Linked DNA regions of Mus musculus: regions 2, 3 and 4 are each linked to region 1. Evidence: chromatin loops called from intact Hi-C (ENCODE). Cell type or tissue: heart. All regions are shown on one strand. Each heading gives the region's core, and the rest is flanking DNA. Links, peaks and the distances in the headings are about the cores only.

What was found. Hi-C counts contacts between places; a loop is a spot of excess contacts. Peaks named below come from ENCODE experiments on the same cell type or tissue, not always from the same donor. Only the 100,000 strongest peaks of a DNase experiment are listed, where the experiment ranks them.
Region 2: it touches region 1 in a loop (5-fold over the local background); 4 of 42 quality-filtered maps call a loop at or near these places.
Region 3: a loop joins it to region 1, with 10 times the contacts of the local background. A loop is called at or near these places in 34 of 42 quality-filtered maps.
Region 4: it touches region 1 in a loop (8-fold over the local background); 34 of 42 quality-filtered maps call a loop at or near these places.

What each region holds. Positions count from the first base shown.
Region 1 is chr13:109,773,928-109,778,927 of GRCm38, forward strand. All of the region lies in intron 7 of Pde4d (phosphodiesterase 4D, cAMP specific), which reads left to right. Among named protein-coding and RNA genes, the nearest start is that of Mir1904, 130 kb to the right of the region's middle. In heart, for the core only: a CTCF peak has its summit at 2,370 (motif pointing right); a DNase peak (open chromatin) is centred at 2,344; H3K4me3 peaks cover 838 bases; H3K27ac peaks cover 1,813 bases.
Region 2 is chr13:110,035,680-110,044,191 of GRCm38, forward strand. No RefSeq gene overlaps it. Among named protein-coding and RNA genes, the nearest start is that of Gm32881, 33 kb to the left of the region's middle. In heart, for the core only: a CTCF peak has its summit at 4,615 (motif pointing left); no DNase peak of the experiment used is centred there.
Region 3 is chr13:110,013,525-110,022,036 of GRCm38, forward strand. Gm32881 (a long non-coding RNA gene) reads left to right here. Exons shown (of 5, transcript XR_382897.2): 2 at 3,522-3,586; 3 at 5,504-5,720; 4 at 7,619-7,691; 5 at 8,369-8,512. Among named protein-coding and RNA genes, the nearest start is that of Gm32881, 11 kb to the left of the region's middle. In heart, for the core only: a CTCF peak has its summit at 4,994 (motif pointing left); no DNase peak of the experiment used is centred there; H3K4me3 peaks cover 1,443 bases; H3K27ac peaks cover 1,661 bases.
Region 4 is chr13:109,905,239-109,910,238 of GRCm38, forward strand. All of the region lies in intron 8 of Pde4d (phosphodiesterase 4D, cAMP specific), which reads left to right. Among named protein-coding and RNA genes, the nearest start is that of Mir1904, 3.9 kb to the left of the region's middle. In heart, for the core only: a CTCF peak has its summit at 2,568 (motif pointing left); a DNase peak (open chromatin) is centred at 2,563.

The DNA.
Region 1 (5,000 bases), core at 1-5,000:
CACACACAGGAAAAGTTCCCACAGATATTGGGGCGAAAATACAGCGGAAGTAAAGAACATAAAAAGAAAACGATCCCTATCCTATTAGTCCGTGTTCGATAGGAGAGTTGACCTCAACTGAACCCAAGCCAGAGGATGATCTCATTTTGCTGAACTTGCGACCAAATTGAGCTCATTTAATTGTTTCTTGAAACCTCAATTGATTCATTAAAATAATTGCCTGGAAAGAAAACCTATGATTTCTAAAATTACTACCAGAAGAAAATTAGCACATTCTCCAAGTTAGACCAATTTTTTGGTTCAAGTATCTTCTTTAAACCCCTGTCCATAATCTGAGGAAAGGGGGGGAGGAGGAGGAGGAAGAGGAGGAAGAGGAGGAAGGAGGAGGAAGGAGGAGGAGGAGGAAGGATGAGAAGGAAGAGGGGGAGGAGGAGGACGAGGAGGAGGAGGACGAGGAGGAGGAAGAGGAAGAGGAGGCCCTTACATGATTTTCAGTGAATATACTTTATGGAAAAATGAGCATGTATTGACCAATGTGCTGGCTGGCTCTATCTGTGGTCACCACATTGCAGATGATTCTGAAAAAAACGGATGTTTTCTTCCTTGAGAATTCCATCAAGTGTGTGTGGGGGGGTCACATTTTAATAACTATTAAGCTATTGGTTCTCTCTGTCTCATCTGCTTATGATGATGTCACAAGGTCCTGGCTTATTATGTGTACAGTCCACCACTTTGGGTCTTGATTGTCATCAAAAGAATAATAGTAGAAATTCCTCCCTACTAAAATGAATTCTCCAAGGAACAAATTGTTTGTTGTTGTTTTGTTTTGTTTTGTTTTGTTTTGTTTGTTTTGTTTCATTTCGCTTTATTTGTTTCTTTGTTTTCTGTTCTTGTTGTTTTGGTTTGTTTAGAAACTCAGATTCAGTATAAAGGGCGAAACAAAGATGGACGGGTGGAATGGGTCCCTCTTTTCTGTGCTACTTCCTGGGGGTGCTGAGGGCATATTTTGTGAGCACATGCATGGAGTTCTTAGTGAGCGCAACTCCATGGAACCCGAGACCCTTGCTCAGACACACAGTGCAGCCCTCTGGAGAGGAGCTTCCCCCACCCCCTTCGTGCACAATAGGCAAATCATAGTGGGGGGGGGGCGAGTAGAAGGCAATGTTCTTTTCTTCTCTGATGCTTTTGCCTTGAGGGTACTTGTATCTACCTTGTAGGTAGGGCGACCATCTCCCCCCCCCCCAAAAAAAAAACAATGTAGGATACTGGTGGAATGATTCGTGACCAACAAGCAATCTTGGTTTCTCCGTGGTCAGTGTACCTCCCCTCCCCCACAGCACTTTGCCGGTGCCCAAACCAAACTCAAGGGAGAGTCTATTCACTCAAGGTCACAGAACTGAAGCAGTCCCTGGGTTGTCTCTGCAATTTTTACATAACACTGAGAGGAAATCATTATCTGCTGGAATTAGGCAATTATGGTGAAGAAGGCCTCATTTGTACCTCTTACTAGTTTGTGACCTGGGGCTTATCTAGAATGGCAAACTAATTAGCTGTCATTAACTGCTTAGAGCAGCTGCGTTGTTACAGACCACTGTAGACAACACACACACACACACACACACACACACACACACACACACACACACACCACTGACGAAAGTCTCATTTACTTCCCAAGCTTTGCAAACCGAGGTGGGAACATGGGCAGGGAAAAGGCCTCTTTTCTCAGTAATCTAGAAAAACAAGTACGCTTGAAAAACCTAAAAGCTACCAACAAGAACAGTGATGATCCTGGTGTTGAGACTTGATACTTGACTGTCTGAGATTTGAGATACCCAGAAAAGATGACACATCGCTTGGGGCTCATCTATCCTTACGATCACGTCCTGGGAGGGGTGGAAAGGAGTTTTTGTCTATTTGTTTGTTTTGTTTTGTTGCAAAGCCAGTGGGGACACTTTCAGATAAAACCTGCAAGGGTGAACCCCAATTCTCTCCAGCTTTAATTTCTAACTAGAGAACAGAGATATGAGTACCTGCCACTCAGAACCGTTGCAAGAATGCAAGCAGATAAGTTACAGAAAGGGTAAAGGCCGGTCATCAGGTCATAAGTGGCTCCCCAAGTATTCCGTTGGGCAGTTCTGTCCCCTCGCTTCCCATTTGTTCCTAACCCCTGTTTTGGCACGGGAGAGTGGAGGTTACAGAGGATTGCGGTGGCCTTCTGTCATTTCTCACTCCGAACGTCTCGGGATGCTTTTGTTCCAGGCGGTAACACCCACACATTTTCAATGCTTCCTGTATCACGTATAACCTAGGTCCGGAGCCAGTTACTCGTAGCAGAAGCAAAGAGGATGTGGGGCCAGTAGAGGGCAGCAGAGAGGCAAAAATGCCCAAGCTCTGAGAGTGTGGGGACCAAGTCATGATGACGGGACAGAAAGTACTTTTGAACGTTCCTTTCATTTTAAACCAAGGTTAAGAAAGTTAACTGCAGTGCAGCCACCTCTCAGAACCTTGTCATCCTCAATATCACCTGCACTACGCTTCTTAAGTTTACTATTATCATCTTCTTTATGTAATCATATTCAATTGAGAATTTTCATGCAGCAACAAACCTCAAAGGAAATCTATTTGGATGTCTTTATTGGAAATGTGAGAAAAACCAAGGCTGCTGAGAGAAAACACTACTTTGTGGCTGAACTGGGAATAACTCCTCATCCTTGCTCTGAGCCCAAGCCTTAAACCCTGACCCCCAACCATAAACAAGCAAACACTAGATAGAATAGTAAGTTTAAAGAAATGTATGCTTACAAGACACCACAGGGAATATGAAAGAATGTTAATTTCTGAGTAGCAGGTAGCTTTAGACTATTATGGACTTAAAAATCACAAAAATGTCTTGGGCCAATATCTCACTGGAAATGCCTTCATATTTAGAGCTATTTGAATAACATCTAGTAGTGATTCTAGAGGTAGGGGGATAGCCAGCCTAAAACAATGGCTTTTGCTTTTGTCTCTAAGGTCTTATATCAAAACAACACACTCCCTCTGTCCCTGTAGAGGGGACAGGAAAAGTGACAGGCAGAAAGCCATGTACACAGAGTTCTGGTCCAGAAAAAACACTGGCCATTCCACTTAGAACTATTTTAACCTGGATGCTCTTGATCCCATCAAGAAAAGAATGTTTACTCTGAATAGAATTCTGTCAGTCAGGAAGCCCGAGGATTAAAAGTGAAGTATCCAAATGCTAGTTAGTCAAAACACAGCGGGAAGAAACTCGGTCTTCAGCTGTCATTGTTCTGAAGGATAAAGCAAAACTGAAGGTCTACTTGACAAGTTGTTAGCACAACCAACCCAAGGTATTTAAGAGAACAATGGTTTCTCTTAGGATGTGGGCCATTTGCTTAAGCACTTTCACCTTATTAAAGAAAAGGAGCCAAGTTGTAGGGTTTTTTTGTTTTTTTGTGTGATAGTAATGATACTAGTAATTATTTAGATCTTTTTTAGTCTCTGTGTCCCATGCATATACGTGATAAAAAGAGTAGGATATATTATTTATTAAAATATACTATATTATATATTCACATGTATTTAAAATAATATATGGTGGGGCTTCCTTCAAGAAATGAGATCCCTGTGTAAGAGCGTCTTGGGTGCTGAGGAGACAATGAACTGCAAAGTGCATAAGGATCACAGCAGAGCGAGCCATCTTCAGAGAAACCCCGCCCCCTCATCACTGGCTTTCTGGTATCACCTTTTAAATTGTCCTGTAGTAAGAGAAAATCTAGTGCCAAGGGACCTGTCACTCCAGAGGAGTGCTCAGTGGGCTCTTTCTGGGTGTGCCTGAAATGTTGCTGATGCTTCATGCTTAATAACTTTAATGAAAATTTAATAAAGATTACACATGCTCACGATTATAGACAGGCTGTTTGGTGGCCTTTGCTTATACATTTGATATATATATAATATACAATTATATATATATATATATATATATATATATATAATGAATGCCTAGGTATTCTGACTTTTTTTTAAAGCTAAAACAGTTAATTTATGCACCCTGCCTCCCTAATAAAAAGACTCCTAGTGAAAATGAGATTTGTCTGACGACATGTATGCATGGCTCTTTTATTAGCTGAAGTATTTAATAGACTAGTAAGAAGCCATTTTCTTCCTTGCTTGCTTCATAGCTTGCATTGCTGTCTCAGGCTTTTGTTTAGACAATTGAGTTATAAACACACACACACACACACACACTACCTGACTTTTTCACCAGGAATTGGTAGAACCTGTACTTGTACGTGGAATTACAACAGCAGAGACAAAGGACATGCCATAATCAATTCAACTGTGATTCGTCTGAGTCTGGTTTGGCTACTTTGTTAGTTGAAAGAATAGAATGCTGCTGAAGGTTCCTTTAGCTGGCAAAGCCAAAGGTCAAGTACAGCCCTGTTCAGTTCTGAGCTTAAGTTAGTGGTGAGCACAACGCTTCGTCTCCAGAATGTATTCGTTCTATGTTGGGATTGTTCATCTGGTCAATGGTCGTTTTCACTTTCTAGCCCTTGTGAATCGTGGGGAACACAGTAAAGCGTAACTGCTCGTTTCAAAGAACTCACAAGGCAGGAGGGAAAGCACAATGAGTGAGACTGAGATGCAGACAGTTCTGCCTGGGGAACTCTGGGCGTGGGGTGAGGGCTCTGGTTTGGGGGAGGGGCAGCAATCAACATATGTGAGCCCCTGGGCTTGCTATTAGCACTTCTAATGCATATGGTGGCTGGGCCTGGCTTTCATTGCTGCACTCAGAAAGAGGCAGGTGGATCTCCACAAAGACAACTTTGTCTACACTGGGAGAGTACCAGCCTAGTGAGACTTGGTCTAAAAAGAAAAAAGAAAAAGAAATGACGACAACAAAACAGGAAAGAATATGGTGTTCTCTGTAGGGGCGTTAGGGGAACATTACCTGAAACCAGAAATCAACAAGACTGAGATATGGAAGCATGACC
Region 2 (8,512 bases), core at 2,053-7,052, 260 kb after region 1:
TTATTTTAAACTGCTTTGAGTTATATTTTGATATACACAGTCAAACACGCTCTAAATGATTGGATCTGGGGTAGGTATGGCTGTTGGAGAAAGTATGTCACTTTGAAATTTCATGAGTACAAGCCAGGCTTTCTCTTCCTGTTTCTTGAGGACCCTGATGTGGAACTCTCAGCTACTTCTCCAGCACCATGTCTGCCTGCGCGACTCCATGCTCCCCACCATGACGACAATGAGACAATGAGCGAAACTCCTGAAACTGTGGGCAACCTCCAATTACATGTTTTCTTTTATAAGAGTTGCCTTGGTCATGGTGTCTCTTCCCAGCACTGGAACACTCTTTGAGTGTTGACAGTAGAGTGAAAAATGAGTTTTTCTAATATGCTTGTTCTTGAACTCACAGAACGTTTGCCTCAGCCAAATGATTCAAACTCCTTATTTCTTTTTTTTTAAATATTTTTTATTACATATTTTCCTCAATTACATTTCCAATGCTATCCCAAAAGTCCCCCATACCCTCCCCCCCCACTTCCCTACCCACCCATTCCCATTTTTTGGCCCTGGCGTTCCCCTGTACTGGGGCATATACAGTTTGCGTGTCCAATGGGCCTCTCTTTCCAGTGATGGTCGACTAGGCCATCTTTTGATACATATGCAGCTAGAGTCAAGAGCTCCGGGGTACTGGTTAGTTCATAATGTTGTTCCACCTATAGGGTTGCAGATCCCTTTAGCTCCTTGGGTACTTTCTCTAGCTCCTCCATTGGGGGCCCTGTGATCCATCCAATAGCTGACTGTGAGCATCCACTTCTGTGTTTGCTAGGCCCCGGCATAGTCTCACAAGAGACAGCTACATCTGGGTCCTTTCGATAAAATCTTGCTAGTGTATGCAATGGTGTCAGCGTTTGGAAGCTGATTCTGGGGTGGATCCCTGGATATGGCAGTCTCTACATGGTCCATCCTTTCATCTCAGCTCCAAACTTTGTCTCTGTAACTCCTTCCAAGGGTGTTTTGTTCCCAATTCTAAGGAAGGGCATAGTGTCCACACTTCAGTCTTCATTCTTCTTGAGTTTCATGTGTTTAGCAAATTGTATCTTATATCTTGGGTATCCTAGGTTTTGGGCTAATATCCACTTATCAGTGAGTACATATTGTGTGAGTTCCTTTGTGAATGTGTTACCTCACTCAGGATGATGCCCTCCAGGTCCATCCATTTGGCTAGGAATTTCATAAATTCATTCTTTTTAATAGCAAACTCCTTATTTCTAATGAATAGGTAAGAACCAGGAGGCAATATAACATTCCTGAGGTTGCAGAACAAGTTAGAGACATGACTAGAAAAACCGAAAGGTATAGAAAACTCCATTGAAGGCCATATGTACTACATTAACATCCAGCTACTAGTACAGGTTGTACTAGTGCGCGTTGCTACATCAGTTTCCTTTATGCTTAACCCAGAACTGGCAATCACAGCCCAGATTTGACAATAAGAAAAAAAGTAATAGATAACTGCTCAAGTTCTGTTTTCTTCACATTAGAAGGCCCCAGAGCAGAGCTGAACCTATGATTAACTCTTGGGCAAAGTCAGCCATCACACGATCTTACAAACTTGTAAACAACTCGCTATTGACAGGAAACTCTGCAGCTGGAGACTGGCTCTTTGTATGTGAGACTAAGTCAGATACAAAGACGCAACCATCTTTGCAGAGGATAGAACTCAAACCTCTGCTGCTCCTGCTGATTTGATTGTGCCATTACACAGCCTCCAGGGGAAAGTAAAACGGTTCACCGTCCAGTAGAATAAATTTAACTTGGTGCAGCAGGGGCAAGGGCAGAGGCAGGGGCGGGGTCGGGGGCGGGGTCGGGGGCGGGGTCGGGGGCAGGGGCAGGTATAGTACAAAGTGGAAAATGATAGGGATTTTTAGAGACAACTGTGGTTAGTTGAGTAAGAATGGCCCCCCATAGGCTCATATATTTGAATGCTTGGTCATCACAGAGTGGTATTACTTGAGAGAGATTAGGAAGTGTGGCCTTGTTGGGGTAGGTGTGGTTTTGTTGGAGGAAATGTGTCACTAGGGTGGGCTTTGCAGCTTCAGGAGTCCAAGCCAGGCCCAGAAGCTTGCAGATCTTGATGTAGGACTTTCAGCTACCTCTCCAGTACCATGTCTGCCTGCCTGATGCCAGGCTTCCTGTCATGATGATAATGGCCTAAGCTTCGGAAACTATCATCGATTCCTAATTAACTGCTTCCTTTTATAAGAGTTGCTGTGGTCTTGGTGTCTCTTCACAGCACTCAAACACCCACAAAAGGGGAATTGTTGAGGTTTGGTATGTTGCTGTGTATGGTAATGCTGAATTCTGTACCCAAAAGTCTAGTTGCCTGGGAATGAATTCTCACATTAATCAGCTTTTGTTGTGCAAACTTTGTTCCTTAATTTAAAACTGTTGATTAGATTAAAATGGTTACAGCCAATTACTGGAGGTGCTAGAGGTAGGTGGGTTTGAAGTTACCTGGTTGGGAGAAAAAGGAGTCAGAGGGAGGGGACTACCATGAGAGGAGATGGACCTTGAGAAGCTGGAAGTATTTGGGGTACACCATTGGGAAGGTAGCCAGGCCAGCAGCTAGAAAAGTAGATTAGGGGTTACCCCCTCCCCCTGTAATTGTCAAAGCTTAATAAGATAACCATAGTTTGAGTCTTATTCATTCATAAGCTAGATTTGGATAAGTTTAATTTGGTTCAACTACACACTCCCCCATCCTTTAACACGTAGGATCCCAAGAGAGTTTAACTCACAGGATATGGCAATGTGGTGCTTGTAAAATACACAACGTATATTTGTATTTACATTACAGTTGTCCCAGGATGGCCATGGCATATAGTTCAGTGGAAAATATATCTGAGATCACTTCACACATAGTAAATCTTTTGGAAAAAAATGTGATATCATTATTAAATTATGCATTCCAATTATTATCCCATGTTTCCCAACACCCCTGTAGCTCAGCAGATTTCAATGTGGTGTTTATGGGATTCGTTGACTATAAACGTTCAGTGTGCACAGTTTGGCTGATTCTATTCAGTGTCTCTGGGGTGGGTGTGAGAATGTAAGGTTGTCATGGTTTTTCTGCCCTCCGCCCCTACATGTAATTTTGATAGATGGAATGGTCCCCCCCCACCCCCTCCCCCACACTGGGGTTGATTTAAAAGAGTCCTAGAGAGGCAGATGCACTTGGAGAATAAGATACTCTGTGCTTCTGCTCCCTAGCAGACAGCAGTGTGGTCTGCATGCTTTGGGGGGTGCCATGTGTCTGCACAGCTGACAGGGATGCTGGGAGGAGCCAGAAGCTCTGTCTCCGCGGACGGACGTTGGCTACCGTTTTTTATCCTGAGTTTAGCGGATACTTTCTCTTGACTGTACGTACCGACCAGCAAAGCCTTGCTACTAACCCAGCATGTTATCCTTCTACCAGAATTTGATTTTATTTGAAGAAGTCATCTGAGCCAACCCACCCGACAAACACTATTAAAAACGAGGTTGTTTGGTAACACGTGGCCACCGGGCTGCTATTGCTTTCTACCAATCACAGGCCTGATATTTCTGAGAGATATTTACCATCTGTCCTATGCTGGTAGAGGGTAAGTCTGTTTGGCCCATGCCACCTCTCTGCGGGAGAGTGTAATATCAAACGGTCGCCACTTGGAGAGGCTGACAGGAAGTGCAAACATTCGCTCTCCTTCTTCCTTTTTCTGTTCCTCGGGTAGCCTTAGGTGACTCAGAGGTCACTGTATCTAAAGCATTTTATTTTTCTCTCTCTCTCCACCTCTATCATTAAGAAAAACAAAACAGAACTCTGTTTTAACATCTTGTTTCTGGAAAAGATCTTGTTGCTTGCTTCAAAGAGAAACTGGTGTTGGTGATACGATTCTTCCATATTTTCCTTTGTTCCACCCCTGAACTGCCTGTTAAGTTAACTGTGAGGGTACGGCTGAGTCTTTTTCAATGAAGACAATCCTCGAGGTCACTTTGTATTTCCTTTTGCTTCCCAGACTTTCTAGCTTGACAAAATTTATGGGCACCAGTGTACCCATGTGTATGCGTACCCATGTGTATGTGTACCTCAGCAGGTAAGGACTCTTGCAGTCAAACCTGACAACTTGAATTTACTCTTCAACCCTCATACTGGAAGAACTGGTATAAGATGAGTTTTGATCCCTGTATGTACACACACACACACACACACACACACTCACACACACACTTATACATGCTCACTCACATACAAGTGCACACTAATGAATGCACATATGTGCACACACATGTGCACACCACATGCATGCACGCTAAGTACGTAAGTGTAATTAAAAATAAAACATGTAATTGAGTGTCTATGTGTGTATGTTTGTGTGTGTGTTGCAGCAGTTCTATATTTTCAGATTATGTTGTAATGATTTTTACATATTATTCACATTTCTTTTCCTATTTCTAAGTCTCCCAGGGCCTCTCTCAAGATTTAAGGGTTACGAAGTGATGTTGAAGGGTTGCATTCAGATGGCATTGTATTCTCCAGTCAGATTTGAAAGAGTCACAGTCATTCTTATTCTGCCCTCTGCTGGTGGAGATGGGACACAACAGCTTCCTTTCAGCCTTGTCCACACTATAGAAAATACTGATTTAAAAAAAAAAAAAAATACCCTACCACACACTGAGCAGCTTGCCAGGCACCATGCTGGGCACAGGATCATTTCATTCTCCCAATATTCCATCCCACAATTCTAAAAGACATGGAGTGAAAATGCTATAATCTGGACCACAAAGGCAAGGCTCAGGTTCAATACTGTTCACATCTAAGAAGGCATGCACTGTCTCAGACTCAGCATCTGCAAGACTTAAACCTGTTCAAGAGAACTCTGCACTGGGTTTCATAGCGATGTTGAAGCATGGGTGATGGTGTGTGCAGCGACCATGATCCTGAAACTACTGCCTGCTCACCTAACTCAAGTTTATTGGTGGTACATTCTTTTGCTTCCTGTCTTTCATATGACTCACCACAATTTTCCTGGTGGAAAGGGGGCTTTGCCGTCTTCTGGCATCTCAATGAGCTATCACTAGAGGCCTCGTCCATTCTGTTTGCCTCGACTCACAGGAATTTGGTGCCAGGGCTACAGGCTAGAGGCCTTAGCATCCTTACGAAAGGCATTATCATCAGCTGAAGGGTTTGCAAGGAAGGAAACAAATGGTGCTGGGTAGTTGTGGAGATGACAGAAATGCTCTCAATTGCTTCAGAATCTCACGGAAAAAAAACCTAATGGCTCAATTAAACAAGTTATACAGTGTTGGTGGGAAACCTTAACATAATGCTAATCTTAATAAAACGCCACTGAGTTTTTAAGTCATTCTAGTGTTTTTAGAAGGGAGCTCTGTGGTCTGTGCTGAGGAGGTAGCAGGAGAGAGAGTCGTGGGGAGGGAGAGAGGCAGGCAAAGCTTTGATTGAGAGAGATTCAGTGCAGCAGTAATGGTGACTTCAACGTTGGAAGCAACCTAAGTACAAGAAGGCAATTACGTCAATAAATTACACTACTTCGATTTTAAAAGAACTACAATATTGGGGGCTGGAGAGATAGCTCAGGGGTTAAGAGCACTGTCTGTTTTTCCAGAGGTCCTGAGTTCAATCCCCGACAACGACATGGTAGCTCACAACCATCTGTAATGGGATCTGGTGTTCTCTTCTGGGGTGTCTGAAGACAGGTACAGTGTACTCACAAACATAAAATAAATACAGAAATCTAAAAAGGGGGCGTTCCTTTTAAGAAAAAAGGACTACAATATTTCCAGTAGAAATGCTGCAGACTGACTGTAGAGTTTATTGTCTAAGCAGGTGCCGAGCATAAACACACTCCTAGGTCCAATCTCCCAAATCACCACTACCACCATCATCACCAAAACAGAGAACTAGCCCCTGCCTCCCCAAAATACCACCACCCACAAGACATTAGTGTTGGAGATGACTTGAGAAAATCATCCTAATACAACAATGGACGAATAAGAAATCTAAAACCAAACACAGTTGCACATCCTTTCTGTCTGTCTTTCTCTGTGTGTAGTCAGATAGACATTTGGACTGCATTATTAACACAGCGTCCCCTTGATGCTACACTAGCAAATCAAACAGACCTGCCATGTCATTGCAGAGCTAAGTCTTGACTCAATTACTACATCTGAGCAGGAACGAGTTAAACTTAAATGTCTCCAGTACAGTTAGAAACTACCTAGCAATCACCTTTTCTTTTGAGCTGATTGTAGACTGTTTATCTTAACAATAAGAAGGTTTCAGTGGCCACCAGGAAAATGAATCTAGCAATTATGGTTGGGGATGTGTAGTGGCTATTCCTGGTTGTCAACTTGACAATATTTGGAATGAACTACAATCCGGAATTGGAAGGCTCACCAGTGACCCTTATCTGGAGTCTTGGAGATCCTTATCTGGATCTTGGTTTGAAGATCTTGAGCCATAGTGGCTATGGATTCCAGAAGATTGAATCTCCGAGTTTAAGGAACACACCTTTAATCTGGGCTACACCTTTCATCTGGGATTAAAGGTGTGGCGGAACACACCTTTAATCTGGGCTACACCTTCTGCTGGAGACAATATAAGGACATTGGAAGAAGGGAGTCTAGCTCTTGCTCTTGCTCCTTCGCCTGCTTGCTGCGTGAGACTGAGTAACTGCTAGATCCTTGGACTTCCATTCACAGCTGCGACTGAACCATTGTTGGGAATTGGGCTGCCGGCTGTAAGTCATCAATAAATTCCTTTACTAACTAGAGACTATCCATAAGTTCTGTGACTCTAGAGAACCCTGACTAATACAGGATGTATCATGGTTTGAAAATGTTTTGCCCAGTGAGTGGCACTATTTGGAGGTGTAGCCTTGTTGGAGTAGGTGTGTCACTGTGGGTGTGGGATTTAAGACCCTCGTCCTAGCTGCCTGGAAGTCAGACTTCCACTGGCAACCTTCAGATGAAGATGTAGAACTCTCAGCTCCTACTGTACCATGCCTGCCTGGATGCTGCCATGCTTTCACCTTGATCATGATGGACTGAACCTCTGAACCTGTAAGCCAGCCCCAATTAAATGTTGTCCTTTATAAGACTTGTGTTGGTCATGGTGTTTGTTCACAGCAGTAAAACTTTAAGATAGGATGCACCTCTAGTTTAGTGCAGTCAAATCAGTCTTTCCCAGCTTTTCTTCCTTTGCTTTATCAAAACTCTAACCCTAACCCTAACCCTGGTTCTACACATACCATCTGCACTATGTCATCCTAAGAGGAGTTAAATATCCTTTCACTCACATGTCACAATACAATTTGAGTATCCTTATTCCAAATACTTGAGACTGGAAGCAGGTTGGTTATTTATTTATTTATTTATTTATTTATTAATTTATTTATTTGGACCAATAGGGTGCAAAGGTATTTGTATCATCTAAGCAGGAAAATGACATGCCTAGGTGTTTTGACACAAACACTAACATGACCACCTGTGTTTTCACAGCGATCTGTAGATAAGGTCACGTGTCCTGTTTTCTACTCATGGTATCTTGCTAACCCAAGAAGTTTCACATGATGGACATTTTGATTTAGAAGTGCTCAATCTATATTTTAGTTGTTATACATTAAAACAAATAAACCTGTCAACTAAAATGTGTCTGAGAAGTAAAAGGTAGATAACTGATAAATTTATGCCCAAAGTTAATAATGGTTGAAACCAACAAACCCTTGGCAGCTCACTTTTTCTTCGTCCCAGGAATCTGGAGTGTCTTATCTGGGAAGCTCAGATTCCTCCAGCCAGGATGCAGAATGGCTGCAGACATAGGATGGACTGAGCAAGCCAGTAGGATCTGTTTCTGAGGTGCTCATGCCTGTTGGCAGGAGGCCATGGGACTCTTAACTCTTCAACGCACTCAGGAGCTAGTTTTCCTCAGTGAATGACCTGAAGGGAGCAAACCAGGAGCTTCCGGTGACTTAGTCTATAAAGGCCATGTCTGCTCCACTCTCTCTTCATTTGTTTGTAAAGGTGACTGTGTAGCCTACAGCTTCATCTCCACTTCTCAGAGACAAGAATGTTGAAAGACAACTTAATATATTTTAAAATTTTCCATAGTGATGTGATCACGACAATAAACATATTAAAATCTAAGACAAATTAAGTGGCATTGTCCCTATCAGTTTAGTTCCGGAGAAGCCACGAAATTGTGTGAAATAGCTTTCCGAATACCATTGCACTCTTTCAACTATATATATATATCCTTTAAGACTGAACCTCTTTTAGAGAAATTCGCTTTTTAGCTTGAATTACTTAAAAAGAATGTTACAGTGTTTTCAAAATTACTATTGAGTTTCAGACACATCATATATGGATAAAGCCAGCCAACATCTAAACATCTCTGGCTAGAAACGTCAACAAAATGCCTTATTTAGGGACTAGAAAGGAAAGGATGTGGTGGCGGCGGGGGAGGGGG
Region 3 (8,512 bases), core at 1,996-6,995, 240 kb after region 1:
GGGGTAGCATGTAATGTGACGATTAATTAGTGTGAACACACCTGAGTTGAGAGTGGATGGTTGATGATAGCCATTGACAGAGAACTTATGCTGGACATGCTAGAATGCAATGTTAGTCCCAGTACTCAGAAAACAGAGGCAGGCAGGAGTATCTTTTTCTGAATTATAGGCCTTAGAGGAATACATAGTGGGACATTGACTCAGACGGGCCAGGTGTGTGTGTGTGTGTGTGTGTGTGTGTGTGTGTGTGTGTGACAGAGACAGAGAGAGACAAAGACAGAGAGGCAGACACACATGAGAGAGAGAGAGAGAGAGAGAGAGAGAGAGAGAGAGAGAGAGAGAGAGGAGAGAGAGAGAGAGAGGAGAGAGAGAGAAAAAAAACTCAGTGTTCCACATAGGTTAAACCTAAAGCCACGTAGGTTAGGGAAAACCACTGTGGCAGCCTCAGCCTATATCCTTATCCTGTATCCCATTCTCATGGGAAGCAGAATCTACAGTCCCATCTGGATTTCACAGCGTTATCCCTCCCTCAGTCATCTAACTCCGACCATGCCCAACCCCTTTATAAAACATTCTAGGATCTCCACATCTCCCTATTGCTATATGTAAATTACAAGTACATTCCTTCCAGATCTGACCAGGGCCACATCTTTGTGCAAGGGCAGTTCTTTCCTTGGTAGATGTGTCAGCTTCAGGCAGGGCACACACATCACAGCCTTGTACATGTGCCCCTGACTCACCTCCACTCATCACTCTTGTCTGTTCCCCTAGTCAGGAGATCTGCCTTCCCAGCCTTTAGCCACTGTGAACGGTGAACGTCTTCCACCTCCCCAGGTGCCAGACAGCTCTCCTTCCCATGGCACTGCCGCAGTAATCCATCTCCATGTGGAAGGGGTCTATCTCTGCTGCAGGTGTGAGAAACTCCCTTAAAGAACCTTCCATGACCACTTCACATCCTTCATCCCCCGATTCTGTGATAACTTACTCTAAAGTTATTTTATTATAATCCTTTATAGAATTATCAGAAATCACCTCTAGGGAACTGTATCACAACACGTGAAGAAACCAGACTCACTTAGGGACCAGGATAAAAATGGAAAGACTTGCGGCTCCAGTCCTAGAGCTTGCCCTTCAGTTACTTTAGACCCTAAGAATGAGTTTTGTTCTGTATTTTGCTTGTTTAATAGAAAGGACATGAACACTCGAGTCAGACCTTCAGGTTTGAATCACCACTCTGCCATGTTCTCATGGTATAAGGTAAAGCAAGACAATTAGTCTCATTTGTCTCCATTTCTCCCGGCTATAAAATGGTAATAGATAAAACACAGGGTTGGTCTAACAATGATATTACAATCAATATAAAGTACCTTATCTCACTGGCTGGGAGATAGCATACACTTACACTGACCGTTATTGCTCCCATAAAAACAGCGGTTTTAATGGGAACAGTTGCCTGACCACACTTGGGGAGGCACAGTGATGTGATGAGGTCTATTTGGCTTGTTTTAGTCCTCAGAATCCAGAACTATGCCTGCTTCATAGTAGACACCCACTCTGTTGTCCTCTGGTTCTTGAGCAATTATTTTTTCTGCACAAGTCGCTTATGCTTCTTTCATTGTTGCTGGGTAGCATGCGTCACTTAGTTCTGTAATCATGTCTTGTCGACTGCCTACATCAGAAACATCATAGAGACAAAAGCTGTGTCTGATGAGCCTGCTGTCCCCACACAACAGAGCTTCTCACCATGCCCCTTCAAACAAATGGATGTCTCCCTATACCTTGAAAAACAACTTGTTTGGCTGTCCTGGAAACCGTCTACTGCAGTACCCACATGTCTTGCTCCACACGCTGCCTAACATTGTATTCTGGACCCTGTCCCAAGCCACTGTACCAGAAAGCAGATCCAAAAACTGCATGTGATTCTTGGTAATAGAATCGCTTCCTTCAGTGAACCTGTCTCCATGGTGCACGGCAGTGGTCTGCTGTTAAATACTTGGTGATCATCTTTAAGAGGGTGTGAGGGATTCTTGCTTTACAGGGAATGAAGATATCAATGGTGTGGACGTTCCCACCATATCTGACTCCAAGCTACCAATGGGATGTCACTGAGCATAGAACCAACAAGAGGGATAGGCAATCCGCTCTTGTGAACGGTACGAACTGGTTCAGCAATGTCATTAGTTAAGCCTGGGATTTCAATCTCTAGGGCAGTGTATGTGTGTATTTGGAAAGCTTCCCAGACCTTCAGGGATTTCCTTTGAGTGGCCTTCTAATCATTACTCCTATCACCGAGATGACCTTGGTTCATGATGGCAGTTACAACAAACTATTGGGGATTGTGGTGGCAGCTTTGGGGTATCGGTTGTAAGGCTTTTATTCAAGTGCCTTAGGTCTGAAGATGTTGGATGTGACGAGTGGTGTGGGTGTCAGAGCATAAGTTTGATCATGTTCTGGATGATGATGATAGCCAAATCCTTTATAGCAAATACTTCTACTGCCTTGATGCAACTGAAAATTACTCACATGGATCTTAAACAGTTCTATTATCATGCGGTTTCGCGTTAGAGCAGTACTTATAGACAAAACACAAATTGAACAATCTAAAGTTATTATTTTGTATTATTTTCCAGCAAACATATGCATTAGCTCATTTAATCCTTAGAGCTGTCTTATGAGGCAGATCCTCTATTTACGTTTTATTTTTATGAGGAAATGGAATTACAGGGAGAGAAGGAAGATACATCACAGAGATCATACAGATACGTTGAGGGAAGCCTGGGATTTCAGCCAGCTCGACGTGACAAGATGTAGGGGACTAAAGAGTGCCCCTAGAGTCTCACTGCAGGCTGTGAATTGAGAAAAGGTGGGACTGGAGCAGGGTGGGTAGTGAGTGATGGTACAAGGTCGTTCTGGCATCTTTCCTCTGCCTTTATTTAATTCTCCATGAAGGGCTATGTGCACCACAAACTGTGAGATTTTTCTAGGGAGGCATTAGTCTTCAGTCGTCTCAAGATCCCAAAGAGGCTGTCCCACCATTGCAATAGCTCCCTAAGACCTGCTCTTGCAATCTGATTATACCACACTACATGTGGCACAGGACATCAGTTATCTACGACACCCTTCTTCCCCTTCCCCATAATAACAGTAGTTCTGAAGACATGGTTAGCAAGAACAATGTGTCATAGCTTTTCTTTCAGCTTGATGTGGCCAAGGAGCGACTTTCCAAACAGGTCTGAGAAGTGAAGTGTGCAATTTCAGGGTTATGCTTCAAAGAGACTAGAGAGATGGCTCGATGGTTAAGAGCAGAATGCTCTACCAGAGGACCTGGGTTCTGTTCCTAGTACCCACATGGTAGTTCGCCACCGTCTGCAACTCTAGTTCTGGGAGATCTGGAGACGACTTCTGGCCTCTGAGGGCCCCAAGCGTGCAAGTGGTTCAGAGATGTAACGTAAGCAAACTACTCATACACACACATTTTTTTAAAGGAAAAGCATATCTCACTTGCCTTTTTCTTGGAACAGATGGTACAGTTGTACGTTTGGGGACATGCATTGAAGTCTTACTCCTGACAACTGTGAAGAACACAGTAAGCATCTCATTTTGAATTTTGCGGAAAAGAAACAGACATTTAGTGTGTTTCAGTCACTGCTACTTTGATGTTCTGTGGCCCGACACACACGTATAACCAACCAGTCACCAAGGGAACCCCAGCTCTAACCTCATCGGCTTTCTCTGCTGATGTTGACGCTAATGATTCTAATGATGTAGCTGCTGTTGTTTGTTTTGGGACCAGCCACAGAACATCTGGAGGTACCAGGCTGGCAAAATGGCTCAGTGGTTAAGAGAAGAATGCTCTACCAATCTGTCCCCATAAAATTGGAGACATTTTCCCCAACTAGTAATAGAATCACCCAAGCCCTACCTGTTGTGTTCTCAATGGTGAATGCAATGGTGAATGGCTCTCCAAAGCCATGGCGATTTCCTTTGCAACACAGCACTGTGCCCTCATACAGTTTGTTATTTCACCCTTCCTGCTCCCAGTTCGTGATAAAACTCAGAGCCTAGGATGTCGTGTGGAGCTCACAGCACCTGCCCGTCAAACTTTTTCCTCACAGAGACACTTTTTAATGTTGCAGATACTGTACACTGGTTTCCACAGTGTCCCTTCCAGCCTCTTGTTTCTTCTCCACTGCAGAGGCAGGGAATTAGAGAGGTAGGTGCCTTGGAGCCTGGTTCAGGATGCAGGCACACACTACTGTGGAGGAAGTGACCTGTATGAATCAGAGATTACTTCCAGGGAGCTGGGCTTTCTTTGCTCTCTGGGTGGCTGAAGCCTGTTTACCTTTTATATTGATGACAGGCTTTGTTCCTGGTCCCCAGGGGATTACTGATACAGAACAGCTTGCAATCGAACCAATAATTTAAACCTTAGCAGCCTTTTGGTTTTCTTGGCACCTACATCCACCCTTGTCTTACTGGGCTTATAAACTCTTCTACAAGCTGCTTCACATACTCCTTTCTTGTTTAAAGCAGTGTGAGTTGGTTATTTTGCCTACAGCTAAGTATTTGATCCAATACATGCTTGTGAGTTTGTGTCTCAAAAAACAACACACACACACACACACACAACCAATCAATTAAAAACCTTCTTGTAATTAAGAAAAGGGCACTCCTTCTGGTAAAAGGAAATCTGAGATACTCTAAATCAGTGATTTCTCTGGAAGGTTTATAATATTGATTCTAGTGAGGGAGAAACTATTAGGAAACGGGTTAAGAGATTTATCTAGACATGTTTATGTAATATTAACATTTAAGATAGAGATGTTGCAAGTGAATAAATGTGTCTGTATATGACCAAATGCTCTATTGCTGTGTATAAGAAGTAAAAATAATATGGAGATCGCTGGTTTGAGTGAACCCTTGGTGCTTTTCTGTGACTTTTTTTTAAACCATTCGGTTCTGCCACGTTCAGAGCATTCTGTAGAGTGCCATCTGCTGGCGACTCCGTTCACCTTCAGTGCTGATCGCGGTGTTCCCTGGCAGCTGTGTGTGCAAAGCGGTGAAGGGTAGAAAAAGGAACCTGCTTGTGGGAGTGGATGAAGGAGGGAACTCCACTGGTCCAGAGGAAGCAAAAGGCTTGGAAAGAACCAGAGGGAACCGTGAGCCCTGTGGGCACAGAGGGAGAAGTAATAAACCATACTCTAGGGCACAGTGTCATGTGGCAAAAGAAATCGCGTGGCTCGGGATAGAAAGCAGGGAGCGCATTCACCATTGCGAATAGAAAAGTCAGGGCGCAGGTAGCCAGAGGGGCGGTTCCTCTCGCTCATCTGCATTCCTTTTGTCTGGAGTTAGGGTGGGGTCGTATCAGAAAATAAAGGTTCCTTATGGCTAACCTCCTCCTCCTCCCGGTTAAGCAATAATCTTTAACAACAACAACAAACAACAACAACCAAAACTTGCTTCCTAACCACATAAAACAGCCCGAGACTCTTCCTCTCCGCAGACAGTGATGTGATTTTCCTGTCTTGATCTTGCTCATCCTTGAGACAACAGCTCCCCTGGGGGGACTCTGGCTGCCAAGAAGGTTAGAAGAGAGCAGCATTTCTCTTGGTCAGCTCAAGGTCACTCACTAACGTCAGAGGTGGCAGCTCCCTGGGATCTGAGACCTGAACAATGACAATTTTGCGTCCCAGTAGCTGTCTGTGTCCTTAATCTGACGGGTGAGTGAAACTATCAAGTGGGCATTTTTCTCCCTGGGATGAGGTGTCTGAACTTTGATCGGGATGCACGGGGGCACTGGGAGTTGAAGACGTCACCAGAGTCTACCCCCTTGCGGAGAAGCACAGTGGGGACGAGATTAATCTCAAAGAGCCGGGGAGAGGAAACAAAAGAAGTGACTCTGAGAAAGAGGAGGGAGGTTAGAGGAGTCAACCCCACCCACCAAGGCCAGGCAGCTGGAGGCCTCCTAGAGAAGGGTGCCTCGTTAGAATAACAAGTAGGAGTGGACAGAGGAGGGGGCTGGAAGGAGGGCGCCACGGAGTCACCTTCAGAGCAAAGGAGTAAAGATGCTAATATCTTCGGGGTTCTGTGACAGCACTGTGGGAGTGTGCAGGAGAGCGAACCCGCAGTGCTGACAGCGAGGGGTGGGGCGCTGAAAGCCAGAGGAGAAGGTCCTGAGCAGATGTTCCCGCCCACATTTCAAACCACAGTAACAATGAAAGGCCCTTGGGGTTGGGGGTGGGGTGGGGTGCTGGGGCTGGGGCCCTGAGGATTTGTAGATATCCTCGGGTTTGCCACCTGAAGACAGGTCAAGTGACCTTTACCTGCCAAGAGTGGGTGGGAAGCAGGACAAAGCTGAGAACTTATTGTTTGTATGGTTTAGCCTCAGCAGGCTCCCTGGATATTGGAGCCAGAGCTGTGTAGGACAGAGGGGTGTTTGCCTTCAGGGCGCCTTGTGGCCCCTCCTGGGATTTGCAGTCTTTGGTGAGGCTTGTAACTTCTCTGGCCTCATTTCGGTCTGGGGCATGGCAGTACTCAGTTCTCACACGGCCTTTACTGAGTGGCAGCCACTTGACTCACTGCTACAAGCACTGTAAGGGTGCCACATCGCTCGGACGACGACGGTGCTGTCACCATTTCTCAGGTAGAAAGGATGAGCACAGCAGTGTCAGGGACACACAGAATGTAGGGATTGGAGGAACTAGTCGGAAGCTCTCCTGGCTTCTGCCAGAGCGCGAGCTCCCACCCGCTGGCCTGCCCCAAGGCGTGCACAGATCACTCTTTTGCTTGGGAAAGCAAAGTGTTCGACTCCTGTTCTCTGTCATTGCTTCCGTTCCTAGGATTTGAAGAGCCCACCAGACAATGTCTTAGGACAATGGTGTGAACCAGGGCTAACCTCATTTCCGAGAATGCCCAGGTTGTATGCTCTTGAGTTCAGGAGAGGAATCAGAATTTCCCCATAATTATCCCTAGTCCTTCAGCCACGGGGAGAATCATTCACCTGACAGCACCCCACCCCGAAGCAACGGCAGGTACTTGAATATCGAGGCCAGAGTTTGTAGTGAAAACAATATAGGAAAATGAATTGGTGGGAGGGCCTGGCTGGGGAAAAAAAAAAAAACTATTGCCATAGTAAAATTAATTCTCAAGTTTACCCAATTCTATAAAAGTGCAGTTGAAAGAACCTAGTGGGGAAACCCCCACTCAATTCCCGATTCGACGTGCACCCAAGAATCACGAACAGACGGCCAACTTGATGTAAGAACACGAGGTAGTTTAATGGCGGAGCTCAGGGTCGAAATGTATCTCCCGCAGGAGACAGTGGATTCGACCCCGAGGCTTGGAAGCTAGGGGTTTTTATAGAAAAGGGGTGGGGCTGGGGGAGGAATTGGCGCGGTTTCACATGATTGGTCCATTTAAACATCAACAGACTGTCAGAAGGGTGGGAGATAGGGAGGCACCAGGCCAGTCAGGACATGTAACGTCGGGCCTGCCCGGGCATGTCCTGGCCTGTTCTGCTATGTTCTCAGCCCCAGGTTTCAAAGCTCACAAAGAACTCTTGGGCTATTTGACATAAATTACATGAATCACATGTCTCAAGTTTTATTTCCTTTCACAGTTAAAGACGTGATGAAGTCGTACCCCAGACATCCTGGAACAAATGACAGTATTCTATGACTCTGAGGCAAGTGGTAAGGATGGTGGAACCCCTTTGTCCTGCTTCTTTTTGGTTCAGAGTTTGGCAAACATCCTTTAGAAAGAGACTATATTCCCTGTAGGCCAGCCCCTGGTCATCTCAGGGTAGATATCAGGAGGACAGAGAAATAAGTCGAGGATTCAGGGAGTTGACGGAAGGGTAACAGGCATATTGACCTAAGTGGCACCATTTCTTCCTTCCTTCCTTCCTTCCTTCCTTCCTTCCTTCCTTCCTTTCCTTTCTTTCCTTCCTTTCCTTCCTTTCCTTCCTTTCCTTCTTTCCTTCCTTTCTTCTTTCCTTACTTTTTTCTTTCCTTCCTTCCTTTCTTTTATCCTCCCTTCCTTTCTTTTTTTTAATTGTATAATTTTGAAAAGAGGCTAAATAGCCTCAGGACCCTCCCAAATCAAGAAGCAGTTGTAGGTTCCAATACACTTAAGCATTAAAGTGAGACCACCAGGACTCGCTTCCCCGGGAAAGATGATGTCATCTACATGGATTTTCAAAGGCAAAGATGATGTCATCCGCATAGGGTCTCAAAGACTTAGAAAGCAGACAGAAGGATGTGGGGAGGTGGGCTTTCCATCTGTGAGGAGGCACCCTAGTCAGGAATGCTATTGACGGGAGAAATTACTGTTCAGGTATTAACGAGTTTCTAATTTTTTTCCCCATGAGGTAAAGAGGGACCAGAGTGACGAGCCCAGGAGAGCCAGGGAGAGAAGCTGGAAGCTGCAAGAAGGACACACAGAGAAAAACAAAGCAGACTCAGCTATGAGAGCCCAGGTCTGAGCTGCAACTCAGGAGAGTAGTGTGGCTGCC
Region 4 (5,000 bases), core at 1-5,000, 130 kb after region 1:
CAAACTCTGAAAGCCCCTTGGCCAGATACATGCATTTGCCTGTTATTTCAGCCTCATTTGACAATACTTTCAACATAATTTGACCACACTTTGCATGCACTTTCCCTAAAATCCATATTCTCGATGGTGAAACCTGCATTTGAGTTTAATAATTGATGTGAGATCGAACAGCATCGTGACTTAAACTGTGAAGTGACTTATGTCTGTGTTTTAGACTGAAAACTTTATGTCACAGGGATTGCTCAAAATAATGCCTGTCTTTTATAGGCACCAAATTAGACAGGGCTGTGTCTTTTTTAAAAAAAGAAAAAGAAAAAAAATCTTCATTGAAAAAAGTTTTCAGACTTTGTAATAGCTACTACAGGATCCTATGGGAGGTGGGTTAATTTGGCTGAAGTGAGATAAAGGAAGAGTTCTTCACAATTCTTCAAATTTTGCAATTCTTCAAAATGCATTCAGCTGTGCTGATGCCTGGTGGTCAAAGGATCATTAACATGACACATTAAATATTATTACTTACATATATAATATTGTACATTATATATTATAAATACTAAGTACGTTTGCCCAGTTAACTATTGCTTGAAGTTTTAGCGTCAAAGCCATTCATTGCCTTATGAATCCACTCATTCCTAAACCCTTGAGCCCCTTTCAGAGATGAGAAAGTTAGCTTAGAGAAAAAAGAAAAGTTCCTGAGAGTGGTTGTAACGTCAGCCTTCTACTTAATAAACAAGCCACTTCCACCCAGTGATAAAATGTGTTGGAACAACTGGTCAACCAAGGGCTGGGAGAGACAGCCTGCCTTCATTTTGGCTGGCAATGTGAACAGCTTCCTTGGGCTATTATATCTGAGTGAATGAGTCTGGCAAGTTACTTCTTGGTTGATAAATTTATTGCCCTATATTCAGTTAATGCAATCGACTCATTTTTCTTTTGCCTTGAAATATCAGGATAGTATTCTCCTCTGTGGAAGTTTTAAACATTTTTTTCCTAATATTAAAAACACAATAATGCACGAATAAGACGTCTAGATTTTTTTTAAACTGATAACAGACAGGATCTATTATGGAGGTGATTTGGCAGGCAGAAAGCGGGGAAGCCAGATCTTTAAGCCTGCTAACAGAGAATTCATATAGTTAAAAGATCTCAATAAAAAGAAATTGGCAATGATTAGTAGCTTTAAGGTGATGTCTAGCAGACAACATATTTTCTGTGTTGCTGTCACAGTGTACACAGACTGCTTGCTCAGGACAAGAATATGGTTGAAATCTTGGCCAAGGCAAGGGGTGGCTGTAACACATGCTAGATGCTTGTATTGGAGGCGTAAGAGATTCCAGATGGCATTTAATTTGAGTGATTACATCTACAGCATTTACTCTCAAATGCACATTAATCTGCCTAAGAGTTGTACAGATTTCCCTCCCCACCCCCATCCCCTACCCCGGAACCAGCAATTGAGGGCAATTTCAGTGAGGCCTCAGCGCTTTAGAGGCGGACAGACCTAGAAGTTCACTCTGTGTTTTATTCTCTTCTTCACTGAGTTATTAAAAAAAATCATAATGTAAACTTTTTAAGCTACACTTTCCTTTAGTATAATCTGAGGCATAACAATAACCATTTTGAAAGGGCAATATAAGAGTTTGGGGTCAAGTTTTCTTGAGTTCCTTTTTTTGTCTGAAATATTCGATTTTATTAGTTTACTGCACAAGAGTAATTTTTGGTAGAAATTCTATGTGTCATAGATTTTTGTAATATGTCTTTATCATCCACAAATAGCTAGAATAGTTTGAGGTTCTAAGGAGATGTCCAGGCATTTCTTAAGTTCACATTTAAATTCCAGATAGAATGAGGTGTTTTTCTGCTATACTGTAGCTGGAAATATAGGCCTTGCTAGCCTTCAAGACATACATATGTATGAGTCTGGGGGGCACATTGCTGTCCTTCTATACAGATTTTGCAAAGCTAAAATACTTTCAAAGTAAAATACTTTAAGATACTTTCATGGTGTTTCTGGTCACACACACACCCCAAAGGGGTCAGATAAGGGTTGGGAGGTGTCTGCATGAGAGCCGGCAGAAGTCTGGTCCCCGGGGTTCAAAGAAATTTCTGTTCCAACCTTGCAACAACCCTCTCATGATCTAATAATGCTCATTTTACTGCGTCTTCCATGTAAGATCAGTGATGCTTGCAGGAGAAAAATGAAATCCTTTTGAAATAGCCCTAAAACATATCAATCTAAAAATACTAGCTTGTGTCTGCTCTCACATTTTGGGGGCAGTTTGGTAGCTCAGCACTCTTGAAAAGCACTGGGCTTTCCAGCGAACTGTAACTTGGTCTTGAAATTGGGATTCGAGCATCCTTTGCAAAGACTTAAGGTTTTTCCGTGGCTCCCTTCAAAGGCACCCACATCGGCTTTGCACACGTAGTGACGCGTTCTCTGTTAGTCTTAGTTTGTCTTTTTGGTCCATTGCTGCTCTCTTCCTCTGCTTTGAGAACAAATTAAGCTTCTCTTCTGGAGCCTGGTTCTTCTCAACTATTTTCCCACTGGCTCCCCCTGCTGCCGTATGGGTGCCAGCGCATAGCACAGGCTAGCACTTGCTGTTGACTTCAGATAACGGTTTTCTTCCGGCCAGGAGGTTTGCAGGAAGGAAGATGGGTTGTTCACAGCTGTAGCTGAAACTTAAGATATTCCAGCCCTGCCCCACAAAAGTATAAGGGAACTCAGAAGGACCGAAATCCCATTATGAAGGAAGCTAAGTTAGTTGCAAGAGACATTTTAAGTAGTGACAATTAAAATAGTTTTAGCTGTTAAAACATAAAAAAGAGGATTCTTAAGAGTTCATATATATACATATATATGCCTCAATAAATATATAAATTTTAAGAGAAAAGCTCTTGTATAGCCATAGAAGCTGGGAACTTGGCTTCTTGATATTTTGAGTTTGGTGTCTTATGTTTCCAACTTCTTAATAAAGGTAGATTTGGGAAAGCTTTTTTTTTTGTTTGTTTGCTTTTTTTGTTCTTTTTTTTTTGTCTCTAGAGCCTCACATAAAAGATAAAAACATAAAATATAGTACCACAGCTAGAAAAAAATTCTCTCTTTGCTTATAAGTAGTAATAGAAAAACAAAACAAAACACTTGCTTAAAATGCTTTAAGTTTTGCACACATCTGTGTGTGTGTGTGAGTGTGTGAGTATGTGCATCTCTCTGGTCTGGAAACATTGCTATAAGGATTTTCACTTCATTGACATGTAAGGTCTTTGTTTATAATGTAGCAAGACATGAGAGACTACAGGGAAAAAAGCCAACAGTGTCATTGGTTCCGTTCCTGTGTCAGCTTTCTGTGTTGGCTCGCATAAACTGACCCCTCACCCCTTGCTTCTATGTTTCATTAAATAAATCAATTACTAAGAGAATGCTTTCAGCTATCATCAGTCAATCAATTTGATTTATAGGAAAATGGTAGCTTCTATGGTAGAGTATGAACTATCCCGCCCTTTTTTAAAAACAATCAAAATGTTAAGGCTTAGTTGGATAAAAGAGTGAGTGTCCTTAGCATGATTCAAGCTTCCCTCCTTCCCCACAACCAAGGCCAGGAGACGATGCTTTGAAGGGATGTCAGGAATAGGAAAACAGTTTCTTCACTCCAACAGTTGGGTGATGGACCTAGAGACTTTCTTAAAGGGCAGACACATCCGTGATATTCACTAGGATATTAGTTAAATTGGACACAGCAGCTAATGTAATAGTGGGTTTATGATCTTGTCCCGTGGAAAATACCAAATGTTTTTTTCTTTTGTTATTGTTCAGTATTCTTGGCTTTTGGAAATATTTTTGCTGAACTTTCTATGTAAGGCAGATGAGTGGCGTTTACTTGCTGGCCTGGCCCGGCGCACGCACTATTAGTGCTTACAGCAGCTCTGCAGAGTGGAAAGAACATAGATGTTTGTCGTCAGGGGAACTTGGTTTCAGATTCCAGCTCTGCCTGTTTGCTCCCTAATAATTTGGGCAGCAAGCCTTGCCTTCCCAAAGCTCAGTGTCTTCATTTGTAAACACAGCAGTGAGAAGGGCAATCCGATTGGGATGCTGGGCTAGGGAACTAGGACACTCGGTAGAGTGAGTGCCTGCCGAGTATTCATGAAGCCCCTGGGTTCAACCCCTTGCACAGCATAAACAGGGCTGCAGGGTACATGCCTGTAATCCTAGCACTTGGGAAGAGGACCGAAGGAGCAGTAGTTCAAGGTCACTCACCACTTCATAGATAAGTCAAGCCTAGCCTGTAATATGGAGGCACTGGGGAAGGGGTATAGGGAGAGAAGGGATAATATTGAGAAAGGGGAGGAAGAGGGAAGAAGAGAGGAAAGGAAGGAGAGAGAGAGCATATGCTACAATGCACACAAAGTCCAGCATGATGCAGAGAGTACCTTGAGCACTCCATATGTTATATGTATCCATAGGAAAAACTGAGCTTAGGAGAACCCAGCATTGTATTCCTTGTAGGAACATAAGACTGTATTATTTCTGTTCCCTTCAAAAGTGTAGTCTATGTTAGTGCTGTTCCAACTTTGTGATTCCCATGCGATTTGATGTGTGGCGTTATATGTTAAGTTTTGGTTCAAAGCAATTTCAAAAAGTGCCCCCTGGAATGCTTGACATTAAGTGGTGACAGCTGTATTTCTCTCATCTGTATTACAATTGGCAGGTGACAAAGCGAGAAGACTTGCACCCGAGGTCCTCACATTTTGCTCACCTCAAACGGATGCTGGGTCTTGTCATCTAACAGCAATAAGAGAATGTTGCAGTTCTGTTGCAATTGAGCATGTTGGGTTTAAACTAGGATTTTCTTTCTCTGCTACCAATGAGATTTCTCCCCTAGAGGAGAATACGATACACTTCTGCAAGACAGTTTTCCACTCTGGGATCCCCCTGCCTCGTCTGGGAACCCCAGTGGCCCCTGGGGTTGTCTGGCTGGATTCACCCTCTGCCTTTTGCTAGCATA